3 separate regions of the Homo sapiens genome follow, and regions 2 and 3 are each linked to region 1. The links are chromatin loops, found by intact Hi-C in ENCODE. Cell type or tissue: PC-9. All regions are shown on one strand.

The links. Hi-C counts contacts between places; a loop is a spot of excess contacts. Peaks named below come from ENCODE experiments on the same cell type or tissue, not always from the same donor. Only the 100,000 strongest peaks of a DNase experiment are listed, where the experiment ranks them.
Region 2: a loop joins it to region 1, with 3 times the contacts of the local background. A loop is called at or near these places in 3 of 110 quality-filtered maps.
Region 3: it touches region 1 in a loop (2.8-fold over the local background); 3 of 110 quality-filtered maps call a loop at or near these places.

Annotation. Positions count from the first base shown.
Region 1 is chr3:36,359,018-36,367,017 of GRCh38, reverse strand. All of the region lies in intron 2 of LOC124906227 (a long non-coding RNA gene), which reads left to right. Among named protein-coding and RNA genes, the nearest start is that of STAC, 17 kb to the left of the region's middle. In PC-9, no CTCF peak of the experiment used is centred here; DNase peaks (open chromatin) are centred at 3,947 and 4,617; H3K4me3 peaks cover 580 bases; H3K27ac peaks cover 2,096 bases.
Region 2 is chr3:36,208,819-36,216,818 of GRCh38, reverse strand. No RefSeq gene overlaps it. Among named protein-coding and RNA genes, the nearest start is that of STAC, 170 kb to the left of the region's middle. In PC-9, no CTCF peak of the experiment used is centred here; no DNase peak of the experiment used is centred here.
Region 3 is chr3:36,146,423-36,154,422 of GRCh38, reverse strand. No RefSeq gene overlaps it. Among named protein-coding and RNA genes, the nearest start is that of STAC, 230 kb to the left of the region's middle. In PC-9, no CTCF peak of the experiment used is centred here; DNase peaks (open chromatin) are centred at 4,732 and 6,292; H3K27ac peaks cover 1,398 bases.

The DNA of each region.
Region 1 (8,000 bases):
TGCCATGACAGAAGAATACTCATGAATAGTTTCCAAATTTTGGAGAACTCAGGTCGAGAGAAAGGTAAATTTTGCTCACAAAAGTATCCTTCACTCAATCATTGTAAACTCTAAATAGCTCAAAAGAAAACAAGGTTTTCTTGACTCCTCTTTAATCAGAGTAGTAGCCTTCCAATTAGGATGTTGTCTGTTCATCTTGGTACTAGACACAAGCAGGGAGAAAAAGAGGCTCCCTGTTTGTGAGTATCTCTTCTTTGCTCTTGCCAGGTAGCATTGATATAGGAGTTAAGAAGAAATCACTTAGGCAGATAGTAAGGGTATGGGAGCACTCAGTAAGGCTTTTCTTTTTAATGAAAAGCAGCCCCAAATCATTTTCTAGCAAAGAGGAGCCTGTAAAGTCAAGCTGCAGACATAGACAAGCAAGCTGAGAGCTTGCACAGGTGAATGCCAGCAGGAACTAGGGACTAGACATGTTCAAGATGGTGGCTCCATCTTCCCTTCTCTTTGCCAGCCACGTGTACTGTAAAGAACAGACAACATGGCAGCAATCAACCGGAAAGCCCATTTGCATAATAAGTTCAGGGTAGGGCAACCCACCTTCACCGTGCTATGTAAACGTCATACCTGATTGAACCAATCTATAAGCCCTATGTAAATTAGACACCACCTCCTCAAACTATGCTATAAAATTCCAGGCATTTGCCACCAGCTGGTCTTTTCCACTTGAAGATCCCTCTCTCTGTGGAGAGAGCTGTTTCTCATTCTCTTCTCTTCTTCCTATTAAACCTCCACTCCTAAACTCCTCATGTGTGTCTGTGTTCTAACTTTTCTGGTGCATGACAACGAACCCCAGGTTTATACCTGAGACAACATAGCCTCTTCAGCGTGATCCTATATAAATCATTTCCATTTTATTATGAAACTCTTCTGGGTACTGCTATCCCCATTAGAGGTTTCTATGACATCATCTGAGATAACATGGGTATTTCAGGTGTCAGGATCTTTTATATCTTCAGTCACGGGGTAGCTTTAATTAACATCTCATAACAAGGCAGTTAATTCCCCTCAAGTGGAAATTCTCTAGTCCAAAGTGCCAGTAGTCATTGTTGAAAAGGGCTTACAAGTTTTTCTCATAAGCCCCAATAAACACTGCACAAAGGGCTATCAGGTGGAGAATTTGTTCCTACCAGCACTGCAGCTTCTACTCTATGCTTTGTGGGCTTGGGAAATCTTACAGGTTCCCATTTAGCAGTACAATTAATATTGCTCAAAAGAAGGGTTTACATGCCCTCTGTTCTGCAGTACTAGGTAGGAGAAATATTTCCCAGTTAGACACAATGTTCATTCTCATAAAATATTTAGATAAAAGAGACAAAACTACTATACATAAAGCCTGCTTAAATATTCCAACTTCCATAAGCCTATCAGCTCTTCAGCTCTTACTTTTTTTTTTTTTTTTGGGACGGAGTCTCGCTGTCTCCCAGGCTGGAGTGCAGTGGCGCAATCTCAACTCACTGCAAGCTCCGCCTCCCGGGTTCACGCCATTCTCCTGCCTCAGCCTCCCGAGTAGCTGGGACTACAGGCGCCCGCCACCACGCCCGGCTAATTTTTTGCATTTTTAGTACAGACGGGGTTTCACCGTGTTCGCCAGGCTGGTCTTGATCTCCTGACCTCGTGATCCACCCGCCTCGGCCTCCCAAAGTGCTGGGATTACAGGCGTGAGCCACTGCGCCCGGCAGCTCTTACATTTTTATATTCTAGTCTTAGGAACTTCACTTCTTCACTACCAGACCATTTACTGGCGCTTGTAAAAAAGTCTTTGGGTTCCCAGATGTGGTTCAGCCAGGGAACTCGGGCTCTTTTGTCAATTTTTACCTTGATTAATCTACGTCAACATTTGCCCCCAAGCAATTGTTGGTCAGCTTTCTCATTGTATTCTTTGCCTTCTGATTTTTTTTTTTTTTTTTTAATTCTCCAGTCTGGGGTAAATACAGAAAACTAGTTTGGGGCCCTATAGTGTTAGGGGATGAGCAGGGGCTTCCTGTGGTCCACCCAACCTTCCATAATGTTGTATTAAGACCTTTGTTTTAAACCCATCAACTCCTATTTTATTTGTTCCATTTTGTAACAACCATCTAAAGATTTCCACCTTGCTGTGATGAGTTATTTGACTTTCCCTTTTGCCTTTCCTAATTCTCTTGTTAATTAACCTAATGTATTTATTAGGATCTGTAACATCCACAAGAGGAAGCTGAGACAAAAAATTTGACAAGGCTTTTCTGATAGTCTTTTGGTTTTGTAGTAACAAGATTATATGAAGTGCTCGTGAAAATAGGGCCCCCTTAACCATAGCATTTACCGTGACTTGGGTAATGGGCATATTCAGTAGGCGAATATCCCAGTCATCATGAAGGCAGTCTCACATGAATTGCATAGGAAGCATTTCAGCTACTTCATCTGGGGTTTTCCGCTTGGCATTTATAGGTGGAGTCAGGCAGACCCTTCTCAGGGTAAACAAACCTTACAGTGGCATTTATCCAGTCCTGCAGGCTGGCTATTCCCTTGGGAATAGCCTCCTGTGTCTGTACCACATTAAGCTGTCTTTGATTGTTCAACAGTGAGCTGCTGGTCCTGCATCAACCCAAACATGCTCTTCCGCTCTGAAGGATTTAAAAGCAAAGATACTACCCCTAAATTAGTTACTCTCATAATTGATTTTAGTAAAGGTTCTTCAGGAAGCTGATGATACCAATCTACAAAGTGGAACAATTCATTTGCTCTAGCACTATACCCTCTGGCTTCAATAGTTACTTGGTTTTGTTCTTCCACTACACTGGCTGCCTTCTTGGTAACTGCAGGTCTCAGAGGTACTTTCTGTTGTTCCCGCATAATTTTGCTCTGGGGGGATCAGCTTTGAGGCTAGTAAAGGAAGCTCAAACTCACTGAAATCCCACCTTGGTTTAGCAACAAGGTCAAACCCAGCACTCTCTCATTTAATTTCATTTTAGCTATTATAGATAACAATAAAAAAGAGATTGAATATTTCAGTTTTTCTTATTAGTTTGCATTCCTTATGGATCCAAGGAAACAATTCCCTAAGAGTTGGATCCATCTCTAAATTCCACTGGTAACTTTTACCTTTAGCAACTGAGCAAAGCACAATTGCAGCTCCATACCTTGGGTGACTATGTAGCCACTAAGGAATCAAAGGTCCTCATTCCCCACCATTTTATAAACTGGACAAAATTACTTTTCCTTTAGCAAAAACCGCATCCTCATTTTTTTCATAACCTTCTTCACCAAAAAAAAATCTTACTTTCTTTGTAGAGTCTGTATGTAGAATGGTGTCTCTTAGATCTAGTAGTTTAAATTACATATATTAATTGCAATTTTATTTTACAAATAATTTTAAAACTATCTTTAATTACCAAAGATTAGTAAAGGCGTGTGAACTAAAAGGCATTTGAGTTAGGTTCAATTTTTCTGATAAAATATGTGATTTAAGCATTTACTTTTTCTTTAAGGTAATTAATTAGAGCTCTTTCACATATTTTGGTAATGATGTATCACATGCATATAACATATATAAACATGTCAGAACACTTAGATGCCCCTCAATCAAGGAGCCCATTTTTACACTGAATCTTGATTCTCCAAAAGGAAAATGCCAAGAGACTTGACAGTGCAATGCTTCCATGGCATCCTCACTGCAATGGCATTCACCTGAGGCTGGTGGGCAGCCTGACAGCAATCAGCTCACTCTGTGATCAGCCCATCCCCCATGGACTCCTATCCCTCAGTGGGACATGTTTCCATAGCCTCTGGATGCCCAAACCATACTTTTCTTATCTAAATGTGCAAATAAATGAGCAGCCCCCCTGTAGTAATAACTATTTACTGTAAACAACTGCCATCAGCCGCCTCTAACACTGCAGTTCTCTCCGGTGACTCATCAGTCATTACTCACACACCAAGGTCAAGTCCTCTCAGGGTACAAAGTAACCTCTAATACCTCCAAAAGCCAAAGAGATTAGTAATGCAAAACAAAAGAAAGCAGAGTTTTAGACCTGAGAGGAATCTCTTTGCTTCTAACTCTTGGGATTCCAAGAGGGAAAGCAGAGAATCCTTCCGAAAGAGGATTCTGTGGTATCTTTTCTGTTTTCCTTAAAGGATCCCAGGCTATTAGAAATTTTTGTAGGTTCTTTTATGTGGATGGAGGGTGTCAAGAGGAAGGAGGGACAGACAGAAGTAAATAGAGAAACAGAATTTGGTCAAGTGAATTGTTTTACTTGACATATATGTTTTGTTTTAAGGGCTCTGTTCTCACTCTCTCATATATATACACACACGTACATATACATATACAGCCTAAATATTACTAATTAAGTCAACTTTGGACTATAGAGCTCTTAAAAATATTTTTCCTAATTGTACTTTCTACTTAAGCTGTTTTACTTTTGCTTCTGCTGCTAGCTGGGTTTTTGTCAACAAATGGGCAGCCTTCAGAAGCAGCCAACTCACTGCAGCAGCCGCTCTCTGCCCTTCTTCACCACAGTGCGATAAGATGTCTGATAGATGGCTATCAGTTAATAATCACTCTAAATCTGCCAGCATTTTCTGGGCATCCCTGTAGTCATGTACAAGTGTCTAAAAGGCGAGTCACACCACTCCACATAGAAGTGGCTGGCCACCCTGGGATTTCCCACACAGATACTTCATTTCCTTTCCCCATTTCTTGGTCTCTCAGCTCCTAGAGAGTTCGCCACATGTTATGCAGTGGGCAGGTCTATGCAAACCTATCCCTAAATGCCAAGGAAGGTGAGGGGCACAAGAAAGAGGCTGAGAAATTCAGTTTCTGAGAAAGAAACATTTGATGGGGATTTAGGAACAGAAGTCATAGTCGTGGGCAATGGTGAGACAAGATGGTGGGTCCCCATGCCATTATCCCACAGAACTAGGGCTTATATTTTGTATGGAAGGAATGTGTAGGATAGTTAAAGCTGACCTCCAGGGAAAGACAACAGTGCTATGTGGATCTGCCTAAGGGCAGGATTTATTGCCAAGATTGTTTTGACCTGAAGGCAGGATTTATGGCAACTAGATAAAGTAGAAATCTTAGGGGCATTTCCAGAACAGGGATTGATTGGAAGTCAACATGGCAGGTTAGCATTTAAGATAGAGTTGCTTTGTCTTCCACAATCTGAAAAAATACAAAACCTGAAATAAAAAGCTCCATGGATGGTTTAAATAGCAGATGGAAAATGCCAGGGAAGAATCGGTGTACTGAAAGTTATAATAATAGAAATTACCCAACCTGAAGAGTAAAGAGAAAGTAGATGGAATAAAATGGACAGAGCCTCAGAGACCTGTGGGGTTATAACAAAAGATTAACATTCACATCATCAGAATCCTGAAAGGAGTGGATAAATAGGATGGGGCTAACAAAGTACTCAAGAAAACTATGGCTGATAACTTACCAAATTTATCAAGAGACATAAACCTTCAGGTTTGAGAAACTGAGAGAACCCCAAGAAGAAATTCAACAAAATCCATTTCAAGATATATTATAATTAAACTTATGAAAACTAAAGACAAATAAAGTATTGAAGAAGCCAGACACAAATGAAACCTTTACCTATAGAAAAAAAAAAAGGAGAAACAATTCAAAGGACAAAGGATTTCTCATCAGAAACCACGGAGGCCAGAAGAAAGTGGCATATTTTTCTTTTTTATTATTTATGTATTCATTTTTCCTTTAACTTTTGTTTTAGGTTTAGGGGTGCATATGCAGGTTTGTTATATAGGTAAACTCGTGTCACAGGGGTTTGGTGTACAGATTATTTCATCACCCAGGTACTAAGCATAGTACCAGATAGGTATTTTTCCTGGTCCTCTTTCTCCTCCCACCCTCTACCCTAAAGTAGGCCCCAGTGTCTGTTGTTCCCCTCTTTGTATCCATGTGTTCTTGTTATTTAGCTCCCACTTATAAGTGAGAACACGCGGTATTTGGTTTTCTGTTTCTGCGTTAGTTTGCTAAGGATAATGGTCTCCAGCTCCAACCATATTGCTGCAAAGGACAATGATTTCATTCTTTTCTTTTCTTTTCTTTTTTCTTTCCTTTTCTTTTCTTTCCTTTTCTTTTCTGTTTTTTTTTGAGATGGAGTCTCGCTCTGTCACCCAGGCTGGAGTGCAGTGGCACGATCTTGGCTCACTGCAACCTCTCTCCCAGGTTCAAGTGATTCTCCTGCCTCAGCCTCCTGAGTAGCTGGGATTACAGGTGCCCGCTACCACACCCAGCTAAGTTTTGTATTTTCAGTAGAGACGGGGTTTCACCATGTTGGCCAGGCTGATCTTGAACTCCTGACCTCAGGCAGTTTGCCCGCCTTGGCCTCCCAAAGTGCTGGGATTACAGGCATGAGCCACTGCGCCCGGCCCCGATCTCATTCTTTTCTATGGCTTCAGAGTATTCCATGGTGTATGTGTACCACATTTTCTTTATCCAGTCTACCATTGATGGGCATTTATGTTTATTCCATTTCTTTGCTGCTGTGAAGAGTGCTTCAGTGAACATACACATGTATTTTTCTTTATGGTAGAATGGTTTATATTCCTCTGGGTAAATACCCAGTAATGAGACGCTGGGATTCTGTTTTACGTTCTTTGCAGAATTGCCACACTGCTTTCTACAATGGCTGAACTACATTACACTCCCACCAGCAGTGTTTAAACATTCCCTTTTCTCTTCAACCTCCAGCATCTGTTACTTTTTGATTTTTTTTTTTTAAAGAGCCATACTTACGGGTGTAAGATGGTATCTCATTGTGGTTTTGCCTAAGCGTTAGTGGTGCTGAACATTTTTTAATATGCTTGTTGGCCAATTTATGTCTTCTTTTTAAAAGTGTCTGTTCATATTATTTGCCCACTTTTTAATGGGGTTATTTTGTTTTTGCCTCTAAATTTGTTTAAGTTCCTTGTAGATTCTGGATATTAGACCTTTGTCAGAAGCATAGTTTGCAAAAATTTTCTTCCATTCCATAGGTTGTCTGTTTACTCTTTTGATAGTTTCCTTTGCTGTGCAGAAGATCTTTAGTTTAATTAGATCCCATTTGTTAATTTTTGCTTTTATTGCAACTGCTTTTGGCATCTTTGTCATGAAATCTTTGCCTGTGCCTATGTCTGGAATGATATTGCCTAGATTTTCTTCCACTGGGTTTTACATTTAAGTCTTTAATCCATCTTGAGTTAATTTTTGTGTATGGTGTAAGAAAGTTGTCTAGTTTTGATGTTCTGCATATGGCTAGCCAGTTAACCAAGCACCATTTACTGAATAAGGAGTCCTTTCCTTATTGCTTGTTTTTGTCAGCTTTGCCAAAGATCAGCTAGTGATAGGTGTGTGACATTATTTCTGGACTCTCTATTTTGTTCCATTTGTCTATGTGTCTGTTTTTGTATCAGTACCATGCTGTTTTGGTTACTATAGCCCTGTAGTATAGTTTGAAGTCGGGTAACATGATGCCTTCAGCTTTTTGATTAGTATTGCCTTGGCTATTTGGGCTGTTTTTTGGTTCCATATGAACTTTAGTTTTTTTTTAGTTCTGTGAGAATGCTTTTGGTAGTGTGATAAATAGCATTGAATCTGCAAATTGCTTTGGGTAGTATGGCCATTTTAATGATATTGATTCTCCCTATCCATGAGCATGGAATGTTCTTCCATTTGTTTGTGTCATCTCTGATTTCTTTCAGCAGTGTTTTGTAATTCTCATTGTAGAGGTCTTTAACATCCCTGGTTAGCTGTATTCCTAGGTATTTTATTCTTTTTGTGGCAATTGTAAATGGAATTGTGTCCCTGATTTTTCTCTTGGCTTGGATGTTGTTGTTATGCAGGAATGCTACTGATTTTTGTACATTATTTTGTATCCTGAGACTTTGCTGAATTTGTTTATCAGCTCAAGGAGCTTTTGGGCAAAGACTGTGGCATTTTGTAGATATAGAATCACATT
Region 2 (8,000 bases), 150 kb after region 1:
CCATTCTTTGTGTTACCTTTCCAATCTTTGAATGGAATCATTTAATGGACAAAATTTCTTAATTTTAACATAATCTAATTTATAATTTTTTTCTTTTTGGTAAATGCTTTTTGTTTCCTGTTCAAGAAAACAGTCTATCCCCAAGTCATGAATATAGTCTCATCATTTTCTTTCAAAACCATTATTATTTTTCCTTTCACATTTACATCAATGATCTTTATGGTATTTATTTTTGTGCATATTGTAAGTTAGGCATCAAAATGAATTTTTCCATATGGGGATACAATTGATCCAGCATATATTTTTTGAAAAGACCATCCTTCTCTCATTGCTCTGTAATACATTATTTGATTTAAAACAAATACTTATATATTTGTCTGCTTCTAGAATATTGTTTCACTAGTATTTTTGTCTGTCTTTGCACTGATAACACCCTATCTTAATTACTTAATTACTGTAGCTTTATTGCAATTCCTGACATGTGATAAGTCTTTTAAATTACACTTAGATATTTATCTTCAAGACTGTCCTTGATACTTTTGGCTCTTTGCATTTTTACATAAATATTAGAATCAGCTTGTCAACTAAAAATAACTAGCTGAGGATTTTGATTGGAACTTCTTAGAGTCTCTAGATTAATTTGAGGATAATTTACTTCATTCCAACATGAGTCTTCATAACCATGAATTTATATATCCTTCTATTTATTTAGGTGTTCTTTACTTCCTCTAAGAAATGCCTTGTACTTTTCAGTGTAATGATATTACACATCTGTTGGACTGATTTCTCGGTGCTTGTGTTTTGATGAATTATATTGAATTATATAATTTATGGAATTTAATTTTCTACTTTTTTCCTTAGAATAAAATTGATTTGGTATTTATCTTGTATCAAAGTATTTTTGCCAAATTTACTGTTAATTCTAATAGACTGTAGATTTTTTTAGATTCTCTGGGTTTTGTCTTTTGCTTTCTAATTGTTTACTGTTTTTAAATATAAGTTGATTACTTATATTTAAAATATAAGTTGATTACTTATATTTAAAATATAAGTATATAAAATATTATACAGAAATTTAATTCTATATGCATAGTACAAAAGCAATTAAGGCCTGAAAAGATTTTAAAGTTTGGATAAACAGTATAAAAACAGCATGTTGAAGATTGAAGTCTTAAAATAGTAAAACTTGAACTATCTGGCACTCTATTAAATATGTTTTTCACTGTTACTTTACAGTCTTCCATAAAACACAAGTGAAATGTTTCCAAGATATGCAGAAAGGGATTTCAAAATTTATATTGTTCTATTTTACTGGCTGATCTTTTATTTGTTCCCTGTGTGTAATTTTTGGTTACATAAGGACAGTCACTTGATGCTGAAATTTGAGACAATTATTTTTTCTTCGAATCCTTGTTGATCTATTTTACAGGAAGAGGGGCTTTATCTTTCTATGAACAGATGGTGAACAATTTGATCTGTTTGAAACCAACATTCAACTCTTGCTGTAACAAGTACTACATGGCATTTTGCAGGATGGTATATAACTAATCATCTTTTTTGCTTTCTTGAGTCATTGAGTCTATGGTGCTGATAAAATCCTAAATTTCTCACCAACAACTACTATCAGAGATTTTGATTGTGAGTTCTCAGCCTATGTTTGTGACTTTTAGTCACAGCAATACATTCTGTCCTTTCAAAAGAACGGTATATGCCAGCAGTAACCCCTAATTTCTGACTGAAATTTATTTTTTACCCAATTATTTATATTTTTTCCAAAGGTATGTCTGGAAGAAAAGGCACAGATACAGAAGGGACCTAGCATAGCATTACATGACCTAGGCACTGAGCTAACACATTGCAGATGTGTATTGCATTTCAGCTTCACAGTTTTCAAAATGAGATTGTTGACCCTTATTTTAAAAGTGAGAAAACAGAGACTCAGAAATGCTGATTATATATTTCAGATCTTTCCATTAAATGGAAACTCTGGAATTGTAACTCGGTTCTGCCTGATCCCTAAGTCCATGGACAGTCTCTGTGAAGAAGCTTTACAAGTCACAGTCACTGAGTGTCTGTACCTGGTCAGTCTGATTCTAGAACCTTTTCTTTTAGCTAATCTCTCTACTGCCTTCATTGAGAAAGGAGTCATTTGTCCTTGTTAAGTACTGGCACAGGGCCTGGTACATATTAGAGATTCTGTGTATGTTTGTCAAGAGTGGAAAATGGAATATGTTGGCACTAGCGATTTCTATTTACCCAGAATACTTTGCTACTGAAAACAGAAAAAAAGTAGGCAAATGGACATTCTAAAGTTATTTCTTTTACTTTTCTGTGTTTTGTCCGTTTTTCTTTCTGTACAATAAAAAATATGAAAGCCTAAATAGCAGCTGGACAACTTAGGAAACACGTCCAAAATGCCAAAAAAAAAAAAAAAAAAAAAAAAGCACCTAAGTACAGTAGAGAAAAATCTGCTTGGTAAAATAATGAGAATATATGAAAAAAGGGTTCTTTTTATAGATTCCTCAAAATTTAAGCATTGTAGCAAAATGTAAACACTTCTCACATTTTCAAAGTGGCTTTTCTTTAGAAAGTCAAGATAAAATAACCTGAAGCTATATTAAAGTCTTATTTAAAAATTTGAATTTTGGAATATTTTCTATTTTGGAATAGTTTTTAGGTGATATAGACTTTGAATGGAATTTCACCTGTTATACTTCATTGCCAATTTTATTCACACAATAGGAATTTTACTCTTTTAAAAAGTGTTTTAATATTTTCTACATCCTGGACTTTGCTTGTATAGTAGCCACTCAACAATTGTTTGATGACTGAGTGTTAATTTTAAAATATTTTAAAGAAGGTTACTTTCAGTATAAGGAAAAGAGAATCAATAGTAATAAATAGCTAATATTTATTGCAGGTGCCATGTATCAGGTTAATGAAAATATATCAAAAAAGGGTTATTTTTATAGATTTCTCAAAATTTAGGCATAGTAGCAAAATATAAACACTTCTTATATTTTCAAAGTGGCTTTAATTTAGAAAGTTGAGATAAAATAACCTGAAGATATATTAAAGTCTTACTTAAAAATTGTTTCTATTTTGGAATAGCTTTATAGGTGATATAGCCTTGAATGGAATTTCACCTGTTATACTTCATTGCCAATTTTATTAATTCACGTAATAGGAATTTTACTCTTTTAAAAAGTGTTTTAGTATTTTCTACATCCTAGACTTTGTTTGTATAGCAGCCACTCAACAATTGTTTGATGACTGAGTATTAATTTTAAAATATTTTAAAGAAGGTTACCTTCAGTATAGGGAAAAAAGAATCAATAATAATAAATAGCTAATATTTATTGCAGGTGCCAGGTATCAGGTTAAGGACTTTATAGGCATTATTTTATTTATTTCTCATGACATTGCTATGAAGTGGTATTGATTTTATCTTCATTTTACAGATGTGAAAACTATGGTTTAGAGAAGTTAACTGTCCATCTGCTAGCAAATAGATGTGCTAGGATTTAAACCCACGATTCAAGGCCCTCCTACTCAATGTTATGTAGGTTTCTATCTTCTATCTTTGAGAGATTTTCTCACATCATAAATTGATAAATAATTAAAAACCCAAGAAGCGTGTAGTCTCATTAATGTGGTCTTTCAGCACTTAGATCAAAAAGGCTTATGTGCCTGCAAATAATGACCAAAGATTAGGATAGGGGCTGCAATTTAGCCAAAGAGGAAATATTAAAATAAAGCCCACTGATGAGTCATATCTGGGGCATGCTGGAGTTTAAGTATAAATTTCTATCTCTGGTGTATTCTGAGAGGTTTACATTGAGTATGACATTAGTCTGACCCTGCCAATGAACTTCCCCAAATTGGTCAACAGTATTAAATCCCATGTATATATCCATCCCAGAGACAAAGTACCCCCAGGATTTGTTTGAGGGAATCATCTTTCTACCTATGCTAAATTACCAAATTATAATCTTTTTCATGCTTAGGTATTCATGTATTTATTTAAATGATATATTAGGGGTTCTATACATTCTAGGTGTTGGATATACCTTGGTGATATACACATGCATAGTTCCTGATATTATGGAATTTGTAACATAGTAAAAAAAATAAACACTAAACAAGCTATAATTACAAATGTGACTGTGAAGAGAAAAAAAAGATCAGAGTTCAGTGTTTTAAAGGGGTAACTTTAATACAAGGATTTTATGAAGATGGCAAAAGCATCGATGTATGACTCAGCTAAATACCAGCAAGGCTAAGGAGCTTGCTCAAGGTCACGAAGCTCTGCAGTTGCTAAGATGAAATCAAACATGGGTTCATTTAACTGTAAAGCTGATATTGTCTCTATGGCAGGCAGGCTGCTTCCAGCATATGTTGCAATCATCATTGAATACAGCCCCATAAAGCAGCTGTATCACAACCATGTGGAGAAATTTCTGGAATAAACACAAGTGTTTCTTTGCATCAGTAATAAACATGCTATCAAATTTTATTACCACTTATTCCCTTGGCTATATCTTCTAATATTAGACATTAATGTCTTGTCTATACTATAATTTGGCAGAATCTTTTAAAAAAGTGAACATAACGTAATAGTCCAAATATATCTGTGGAAAAACATCAGAGCTATAATCCATGCTGGTGCTTGTCAACTGTTTTGCTTTTGCAAATGAGTTCACAATTATGTGGTGCTGCCGGTAATATTTATTGTCTGATAAAAAGTCAATTTGTCTTCTGTAAGTTACTTATTTTGCCTGTTTTTCCTCCATAGGATTAGGAAATCTATTCTATCTACTAGGCTATGCTTCTGACCCAGTGTTCAATCATTTCTGCAGGGGGCTATGCTGAAAGTGAGGGTTCCAGAAATCTGAGAGCCCCCACAGAGGACTGGCCCAAGACAGAGCTGTGGCCAGGGAGGGGCATCCAAAGAAGAGCCAGATTAGAAGTGCAGGGTGACAGGGGTAAATGTTGAGGCAAGTCCACAGAGAGAGAAACCAGAAGGGTCTAAACAGGTGCCTTTGTGGGCAGGTCAGGTTAAGAATTTCAGGACTGATGTTGCTGGTAAGAAAACATATTACAGCTGATTTGGAGATGGCACATGAGGCAAAGCCCAGGGGCAGCCCTGATGGATTGGGTTCATGCTGGCTCAGAGGTCCTCTCCTGTCTGTGTAGTATCTCATGCATCCTTTTTTGAATATATTGCCCAGTAGTTGTGGACTGAACAAGAGAACAAAGATTATCTTGGCAGGTTCCCTTTTGATTTCCCACATGTCAACTGTGGTTTGCCACTAGTTGATGATTGTTATTTTTGCAACAGCTGAAACATGAAAGGAAAAATCAAAAGATATTTACTCTTCACTAGTACCAACTGCTACTCTCATGTGTGTAGGGTGCCATTTATAGATCTCCCAGGGAACAACATATTAATAGTAACTAATGCTCAACATGTGAGGATTGCTTAAAAGGTACACCCCAGTATTTGACCACGGTTGTAACTGGCTGCAGCACCACTATTAAGTTTCTAGGAACCTCAGATCTAGTCTATTTATGGACCCACCAGAGGTTATACCATAATCACCAGTTATTTGCCTCCCTCCACTGGTAGACTATATAAGTGGGCCTTATTCATTAGACTTGTGATAGATTCATGAATAAAAGAATAAACGAATGACTTCTTCGGTTTGGTCATAGATAATAACCTAGGACACTTTTAAGAGAAATGCACATGGGGAGTGAAAGTAGTGGTCAGGAGACCCACCAGCTGTTCCTGTACTATTCATGTAAATTTTGCTTTCTCTAAAAGATGCCTGAGGTTAAACATTTCAACTCTCAGAAACTGATAAATTTCCTGTTTAGAATTTTTCACCTTGGGAAAACATTTGCTGAGAGTGCTTTTGTTCCATAGACATGCTTATTTTATTTGGTGTTTCAATAAAGCCCAAATCAGGTTTATTTTTCCTAACAGATCTATTCAGTTTCTCTGAATCCTCTGATTCCCCATAAAGGTGGGCTATTTGTTAGTTTTACAATCACAGTTTCTTGTTTATAGAACTCATTATTTGTTATCTTTTAAGGGCAAGTGAATGCTTACTATCTAAAGTTTGGCATTATTATTATTAATAATTTTGAGACAGGTTCTTTCTTGCTCTGCTGCCCAGGTCAGAGTGCAGTGGCACCATCACAGCTCACTGCAACTTCGACTTCTTGGGCTCAAGCAATCCCCCTGCCCAGCCTTCTGAGCAGCTGGGACCACAGGTATGTACTACTACACCTGACTGATTTAAGATGGGGGTCTCACTATGTTGCTCAGGCTGGTCTTAAACTCCTGGGCTCAAGCCATCCTCGTGCCTCGGCCTCCCAAAGTGTCGGGATTATGGGTGTGAGCCACCACACCCAGCCAACATTATTTTTATAATGAGAAAATAGATATTCTTCTTTTGTGAGCCTAAAACTATGTTTTAGTTAAAATAACAGCAAAACTTGACAGGATCTAGAATATTGTATTTCTGACTTAATCCCAGGGTTGCAAAAATGTCAATGGGGACCCACAGATTGCTTTTGTCTGGTATGCAGAGGCATTTGTAGGTATCATTACACCTAAAAGTACAGGCAATACTTTATCTCTACTTCCAATGGCCATGTCACTTTAAAACTTACTTTTTAAATGTGTTTTTGTTTTGTGCTAGTCTTCCAGATCTTGTCCTTTTAAGTCTGCCTAGATTTTCTGTAGCTAAAGGGCTGTCCCAATCTTTAAGCAGAGGTTCCTAGTGGCTGTTGCTATGATTCTTCCATCAGCATGTTTTTGAAGACACCTCTTCTTAGGAACTTGGATCCTGATACTCTGTCGTGGAGAAACTTCAATATGCTCCAATAATTTATCTCCCTTCCTCTGAAATTCTCTTGAGCTCTGTCGACTGTTTCAAACCTCTTAAGAGCTAAGAGAACCCTCTTTTCTTCTGATGCTTCTTTAAGAGGAGTTAAACCTGGGCAGATCGACTTTCCATTTTATTTCAATCTATTATGGCCTTTAAGATCTAATTTTCCCCTTAATATCTGTCTAGATTACAAAATTTTAATGTTTCTTTTAAGAATAGCTTTTTCTTCTTCAGTTTAAACAATCCATCTTTCCTCATTCTGACACAAACTAAAGTATGACTTTTCAAAGCCTTTTTTACTACTTAATACTATGACTGATCTTAAAGTTGCAGGCATAGGTTTTGTAAATTACCCAGAATCTTTTTGTCTGCAAGAATTTCCTTAAAATGCTTCTTTCTCTTATCCCAAGAAGGTAGCATGTTACCTTTTTAATAGACTCATTTGTTTTTATTAATTTTGTAAAATAAAACTTACCATCTTTCCAAGGGTGAAGACTCAATGTGGGTATCTGAAATCTAAAGGCATCATTAGAATTCAGGTAAATACCAAATCCAAAGTCAACTTGAATAGATGTAATATGCAGTTTTTTTGAACCCATGGTCAAGGCACACACACTCCGGCCACAACTCTTTCTGTAGTCTTTTTTTTTTTTGAGATGGCATCTCGCTCTGTTACCCAGGCTGGAGTGCAGTGGCGTGATCTTGGCTCACTGCAACCTCTGCCTCCCGGGTTCAAGTGATTCTCCTGCCTCAGCTTCCCAAGCAGCTGGAACTACAGGCATGTGCCACCACACCAGGCTAATTTTTTTGTATTTTTAGTAGAGATGGGGTTTTGCCATACTGGCCAGGCAGGTCTCAAACTCCTGACCTTAGGTGATCCACCTGCCTTGGCCTCCCAAAGTGCTGGGATTACAGGCGTGAGCCATTGCTCCTGGCCTTCTGTAGTCTTAAATCCAGTATGTCTAGCAATTTGAAAGCAGACAATATTGTCAGGCTTAACGTCCTATCTCTAACTCCCCTGTAATACCAGATGAAGCTGTGATCCTTTGGTCCAAGGTCAAGAAGCTGCATCCTAAGATCCTTGCCTGACCTACAAGCCAT
Region 3 (8,000 bases), 210 kb after region 1:
GAATTTTGTGTTTCTATTCACTGGCCTTAATATTATTCTTATTATTTTTGGAATTTTGGGGTCAGATTTTAGTATTAAGGCTGTTCAGTCTTCATAAAATGAGTTTGGGAAATGTTCCCCTTCATTTCTTTTTTTTTTTTTTTTGAGACGGAATCTCGATCTTTCACCCAGGCTGGACTGCAGTGGCGCTATCTAGGCTTACTGCAAGCTCCGCAGGCCATTCTCCTGCCTCAGCCTCCAGAGTAGCTGGGACTACAGGCACCCGCCAACACACCTGGCTAATTTTTTTGTATTTTTAGTAGAGACGGGGTTTCACCATGTTAGCCAGGATGGTCTCAATCTCCTGACCTCATGATCCTCCCGCCTCAGCCTCCCAAAGTGCTGGGATTACAAGTGTGAGCCACGGCACCTGGCCTCCCTTCATTTCTTGAAAGAGTTTGCTATAAGATTGGTTTTATTTCTGCCTTAACTATTGATAGAACTCCCCTATGAAGCATCATAGGAAAATTTTATATTATTACAAATTCAATGTTTTCAATAGATATAAGGTTATTTAGATTTTGTTATCATTTCTTTTAGTCATTTTAATAAGGGTGCTTTTCAAGGAATTGTCAAATATATTCACAAAACACCTAGTACTAACTTTTTATTATACTGTTGAATCTCTGTAGAATGTATAGAGATTAATAAACAAACCTACAATGATTCCATAGTGTTTTCTATGTTTAAAATCATATCTTCCCTGAAAACATTTGCTTCTTTCTTTTTAATATTTATGCCTTTTATTTATTTTTCTTGCCTTATGGAACTGGCTATGAGTTCCAGGACAATGTTTCACAGCCTTCTTTTTGCTGTTTTTCATACATAGTATCTTGTCTCCTCATTTATCTGTTGATTCCTATTTGTTTGTTGGATATTTATATTTGCCAAGTTCAAATAGTAAAAGCCAAGTTAAAATATTAATGTGAAAAATAAATTTTTTTTAAATAGCATGTTTGAAAAGAACCAAAGAGAACTAATATATATAATTGAATTTAAGAAATAAATAATAAAAGACAGAAAAAATAAAATTAAATTTAGATTAGAAAATCAAAGGTATCAAGGACACAATAAGTGTACAAGAAACTCAAGTTCCAAAAGGGGAACAGAAAGAGAATAAGGAAGAGCCAATATTTGAAGAGCTATGGGCTGAAACTTTTCCAGACAAAAGTGATAAAACCACAAATCCTAGAAGCATAAATTCCAAGCAACAGGATAAACATAAAAATGCCCACACCTAAACACATCACATCGAAACTATAGAATATCAAAGGTAAAGAAAATATAAAAGTTTAAAACAGTGACAATTGGACTAGAGCTGACTTCCCACAAATAACCAGGTTTATAAGTGAGAGAGCCAAATAAGTGTTCTGATTTCCTCCCTCTATTAGATGGGAATCTAAATGTACTACTTACATGTGGTAAATAATAAAATTCAATGTTTTCAACAGATATACAATTACTTAGATTTTTCTACCATTTCTTTCAGTAGTTTTTATAATTCTTTTCAAAGAATTATCAAATGTATTTACTAAAACTTCCAATGGTAACTTACTTTAAAACCTATGTAGGATGTACAGTGATCAAAAAACAAATCTTAAAATAGTGGTAAATAATGAATCAACAACTAGAATTATGAGCATCCCACTATCTGAATATTGATTGGTAGAGGAGAGGGACAAGAGGAGGCATAATATATGTAAGTTGACTTTATTGTTGCTAATACTCAGAAATTAGTAGCTATTAAATTAATAAAGAGGACAATAATAATAAAATTTTAAATATATCTACATAAATAACAAAAAGTACAAACTTCTAAATATCAGAAGTAATAAAACTGAAAAAGAAAACAGAACACATAATAAAAGTACTTTAATATATGTCATATATAGAAAAAAGTAAAAATTAAGATATTTGTTGACATGATATGCATATTAGCACATATCAATGAGCTTTAGTCACTAATTACCAGAAAAATATTTTACATTTGGATTACAAAGCAAATCCCAATTATTTTCTATGTACCAGAGACACCAAGTATTTAGAAAATGCTTTTTTAAAGAAAAGTTTGGGGACATGGTAATGAAAAACTAGTTAATTCAACCATATCCCATGGAAAAAAAATGAAAGCTGGGCAAAACTTTAAAAAACATTTATATGTAATGTGCTAAGAGACAGCGAAAAATTCTAACCTGATACTCAAGAAAGATGGAAACAGAGAATTCAGTGCTGCTTCTAAACAAAGGGAGTTTGCTGATCCAAGTGAGTGAGAGGCTATGGTGTGCATTTAGTGACTTCATGTGACTTAGAGAATAGAAGTCAGAGTCCAGGGCTGCTGTGGTTGAATGTGTCCCTAGCATTCATGTGTTGAACACTTAATCCCCAGTGCAACAGTGTTAGAAAGTGGGGCCTAATGGGAGGTGTCTAGATCATGAGTGCACCACCCTCATGAATGGATGAATACCACTATAAAAAGGGCTTTGAGAGCGGGTTCTCTTTCTTCCACTCTCCTGCAATGTGAGCCCACAAAGTTCATTCCCTTTTGCCTTCCACCATATGAGGATGCAGTAAGAACACCCTCACCAGTTGCTGGTGCCTTATTCTTGGACTTCTCAGCCTCCAGAGAGAATAAATTTCTGTTCTTTATAAATTGCCCCATCTTGGTTATTTTGTTATAGCAACACAAACAGACTAAGACAAGGACCTACCAAAGGGTGAAACATGGTAAAGCACTTGCCACTTTGGGATGTGAGTCCTATGAACAGTACCCTAGGAGTACAGGTGAACTTAAAGAGGAACAGCCCTTGTGTGGACTTCAGCTCCATTAGAGCCATCTAAAAGGACCCAGAATATCATGAAAAAGTTGTTTTCATAAACTTGGCATCAAATTTGTCAGCCAAATCTTATCTGAACTGACAATAGCTGTCAGTTAGATCTCAGCACTTCTACCAGTCACTCAAACTGTTGAATTTTCATTTTATTATTTTGTAGTTTTACTATTTAAGTTTTAATCACACTGTGAAAATGTCAAAAGGTATTAAGGTATTACTCCATGTGTAACAATAACTTTGTGGGGGATAACCTGGTACAATATTTCTGGATGGGATTTTGATATAACTGTCATACACACACACACACACGAATCATATCCTGCCATGGCAATAGCCTTTCTAGAACTTTATCTTACACACAGAGTTGTGTATACAGAGGGCATTTATTGCAGTGCTATTTGCAATAGCTTAAAGTAATCTAATGTCAATCATTACGTGACAAACTAAATCAATTATGATGATGCTATACAATTTAGTAGCAAGGCAGTACTTTTTAAATGAATGAAGCAGCTCCATATGTGCAACTATGCCCTGTGCATATATAGTAACTGGAAAGTAATCAAGTAAATTTTAATATGTTAATTGCAGAAGGTCTCCAAGGGATGTATTATTAGGTGAAAATGGAAGAAATTATTCTCTGGATAGAATTTGCCTTTCTACATCCTTGACCTTTCCATAACTTCAAAATAAAAATCCTGTCCTATGGAGAACTGAGGAAAAAGCCTGACCAACACATGGAGGTTCTTGGGACAAAGTAGTAAGGTCCTTCTTAAGAGCATGAGAGCAGCTGGCATTATATCCCCAATGTGTAGACAATTGAGCCCAGTAAGAATTAGGTTAAAAAGTGAAAATATACTGAAAAGCAAAACATGTTTAAAAACTGTGCAGTAGTCTCTGGGGGAATGAGACTCTCAGCTATGGTTGGCAGATAAAATCAAAATGATGCCTATTGAAATTCACATATGCATTTATTGTCAAAGGCTGATAAGACATTTGGTTTATATTGCATACATTTTACACAAACAAACAAACCTACATGTATGCATATAAATATGTTTTACATAAATGTCTATATACATATATACATACATATATAATGCCTATGTACATATTATTTATGAAGATTACTGAGATTTTTCATAACTGGATAGGGTCTGATTGACTTGTAATGATGGCTGTTACACTAATTTAATGTAAGCTAATATCAAATATAAATGAGTTATTAAAATGTCATTGTGTCCGAATTTTTTCCATGCTTATAAAGTAGTCCATTAATATTAAAAGAATAGCAGAAATATAATTTCCTAACTCTAAATTTCCCAATTGAAAATTTGAAAAATGCCAATATAAGCAGGAGTTTTCTTAGGAAAAGTACAGGGTTCAATATCAGTTTTTTTTTTTTTTTTTTGTAATTTCTTTTCTATCCTCAAGGTCTGATTCTTAGCGGGCAGAGACTGCAGTCCAGCACAGAAAATAGCTAGATTATGTTTCTCCTACAAGAATGAGTGCAAATGTCTGTTTTCTCTTTACTTTAAGAAACTGTTGACAGGAGATAAATGTTTTAAGGATGTTAACACATGGTAATACACCAGGCCAGAAATCTATTGATTCTTTCTGTGATCAGCATTTGAAGAAAACTAAATTATTTTAGTTATAAATTTTTTGACAATAACTAGAAGTTCACATACTGTATTGGCCAGGAGGCCTATGTTTGCAAAGGTTGTCAGATACCTCTCATGAGTCACTGCAAAGTTATTTACCCTTATTTCAGTTTTCATGAGCCTGACAATTTCACCCAGGTGCATTCAGAAGGTGCCTCACCTCTGGTGACCTGCATGCTCTCTTCTAGCCCTGAAGCTCCTTTAACTCTATGGTGTGGGATGCCCATGTCTATACTCTTGCATGTGCAACTTGGAGTCCAGGGAAATTAATGCCTGGTGGGGCTACCCCTTGACCAATGGAGAAGGAAGCCAATGGATAAATGCTTCCTGCTTTCTGCTCAGAGGTGGGCAGTCTGGCAAAACACTTAATAAGGTGACTCAGAAGCTCTTGGCTGGATTGAGCATGGGCTGTTTCCTATAGAGGAGGCCAGGTTCATTCTGCATCCTAATTTTACCCCTTCCTCTCCTTCCCCACTCCACCTCTTATCCTGCACTCCTGTTCCCTGGGATTACTTTCCAATTAAAATACCTGGGAGCCCTTATCTCAGGCTCTGATTTCAGGAAAACTCAAGCAAAGAAACAAGTAAAATAGCACAATTATTGGTTTGTGTAACTAATGTTGGCATGTTGCAAATGATCTCAGGAATGGCCTGTTCCAGGGCTGAAATGCTCCAGTAATTCTCATTCTCCTTTTCTATCTTTCATTTCTCTTCTTTGCTCTGTGAAGGTCTCGTTTGCTTCTCCAGTAGAAATGTCTCCCAAGAATAACAGGAGCTTCTGATAGTCTTGGCTTTGTATTTCAAAGGTCCCTCTCCCCCTTTCCCAGAGATCCAGCTCAAGGACTTTCACTGGTGTGAGTAGGGCCAGGTGTCCTATCGTAATCACAGAGGCTGAGAAAACTGAGCACCTCCATAGCCTAGTATGGGACCTGGAGGTAGTGGGTACTATTTTCAGAAGTTGACTATGACTATAATTTTAAAAACTGTATATGAGTATTATGTTTTATATTAGCAGATATTGAGAAATTATCAGGCTTTTGATATCCTAAATTTTTAGGGCAACATCTGCTATGTGTTACTACATGGCCCTCATAACTTGGCAGACCTATACCCTAAACATACAATATGCCAATGTGTTAGTCAGGGTTCTCCAGGGGGACAGAACTAATAGGATACACGTATATATGAAAGGGAGTTTATTAAGGAGAATTGGCTCACATGACCACAAGGCGAAGTCCCACTACAGGCAGTATGCAAGTTGAGGAAGAAAGAAGCCAGTAGTGGTTCAGTCCAAATCCAAAAACCTCAAAAATAGGGAAACTGACAGTGTAGCCTCTGTCTGTGGCTGAAGGTCTGAGAACACCTGGCAGACAACTCGTGTAAGTCCAAGAGTCCGAAGGCCGAAGAACCTGGAGTCTGACATCCAAGGGCAGGAGGAACAGATGGAAGCATCCAACACAGGAGAAAGATGAAAGCCAGAAGACTCAGCGAGCCCGTTTATCCCACCGTCTTCTGCTTGCTTTGTTCTAGCTTCACTGACAGCTGATTGGATGGTGCCCGCTCACATTGAAGGTGGATCCTCCCCCCATCCACTGGCTCAAACGTTAATCTTCTCTGGCAACGCTCTCACAGACACACCCAGAAACAATACTTTACCAGCTATTTAGGCATCTTTCAATCCAATCAAGTTGACACCTAATACTAACCATCACAGCCAAAATAAACAAACAGATAAGAAAACAGTCCTCATATGGGCTGTTAGTCATAGCTTCTGTCAACGTGTCTTGCTAGTCCATCTTAAACTCAACATGTGGGCTTGTTCCTCACACCTAACTTGATTCCTGCCTTAACTGACTGTACATCTCCCTGAGCTCCAGGTTTATGTTCAGCATTACTCACTCTGAAGATCCCGCTCAAAAGTGATTCAATCAAAAGGGTTGACCCTGCCTGAGAGGCCTGGAAATCCAGTTTCAGGGTCCCTGTTGTGTTCCCAAGAAAACTTGCTTTGGAACAGTACAATTTACCACTCCTAATGCACTCCGGACAGGGTTTCGTCACTCTCCCATCGGTATTTAGTCTATGTTTAGCCACTGTTCTTGGAGAAAACACTCTGCTTTAAAATCTAAAGAGTATCATGAGTAGTCCTTTGATTTATGAGATTAAGCATGACCATTGCACACAATGTTCTCACCTTAATTAAACAAATTCATTGCTGGGTTCTAGCTTGATGAGTGATATCAGCTGCACACTGCAAAGAGTCTCTGGCTGATAGAATTCAAAAGCTAGGGAACAGATTAGTGAGACCTTGTGGAAGTTTCTTCTGAGATGTCTATGAAACACACCTATACCTACACACACTCTCATAACACACACACCACACACACTGACACCTTTTCACACATGTCAATTATGCATAGCTACAAGCATCAGAGTGCTTTGCTATACAATCCTATTTACCTTTCCACCAAGAAAGATTATAGTTTTTGTATTTCTTAGAAGTATTCAATTACGCTATATTTCATAGTAAGTTTCTATAATGCACTTGTTAACAAAAGTTGTTATGGAGAATTTTCCTGTAAATGCCAGTGTGGGTACCCTTTTTGTTTCTCATTCTAAATTATTTCTCATGGAGTGATGTGATATGGCATGCATCTTATTGCATTAACTGGGAAAAATATTCTCTCATTTTTTTGTGGGTGTGTATGTTTTTTTTTTTATTATTATACTTTAAGTTTTAGGGTACATGTGCACATTGTGCAGGTTAGTTACATACGTATACATGTGCCATGCTGGTGCGCTACACCCACTAACTCGTCATCTAGCATTAGGTATATCTCCCAATGCTATCCCTCCCCCCTCCCCCCACCCCACAACAGTCCCCAGAGTGTGATGTTCCCCTTCCTGTGTCCATGTGATCTCATAAAGAATCAACAAATCTTGCTTTGTACTTCCTTTGGCTCTGATTTTGAAGTCAAATTTTTTTTCATACCACAGACTGCACTCTGTGCTAGTAGGTCCCTGGGTTCATGACAGTGGGTCACTTGTGATAGAGGCCACTCTAATAGTCCAGGTACAAGAACTGTGGTGATTGAGGCTTCCTTTAGAGCAGATCTCTGCCAATTTCTCCACATAGACACAGATTGCTCAGCTATGCTGGGGTTTTTCTGTTGCTCAGACAGAAAAGACCTTTGAGGTCTTTGCATTCCCTGTCCCCTCTCTCTCTGCATATGGCCAGCTCATTCTCAATCTGTAGTTCATAGCTCAAATGTCACATCATCAGAGATGCCTTCTGTGCATGTTCTACTGGAAGTAGCCACACCCACATGCATCCTCTACCCCACCACTTACATCATTTTATAAGCTCTAGAGTGCTTAAAACCTAAAGTCAACGAAGTACTTATAAACAGTATCAACAGAAAAGACAGGAATATCGTAACCTACTACTAACTCTAGAAACAAAAAATAAAGCA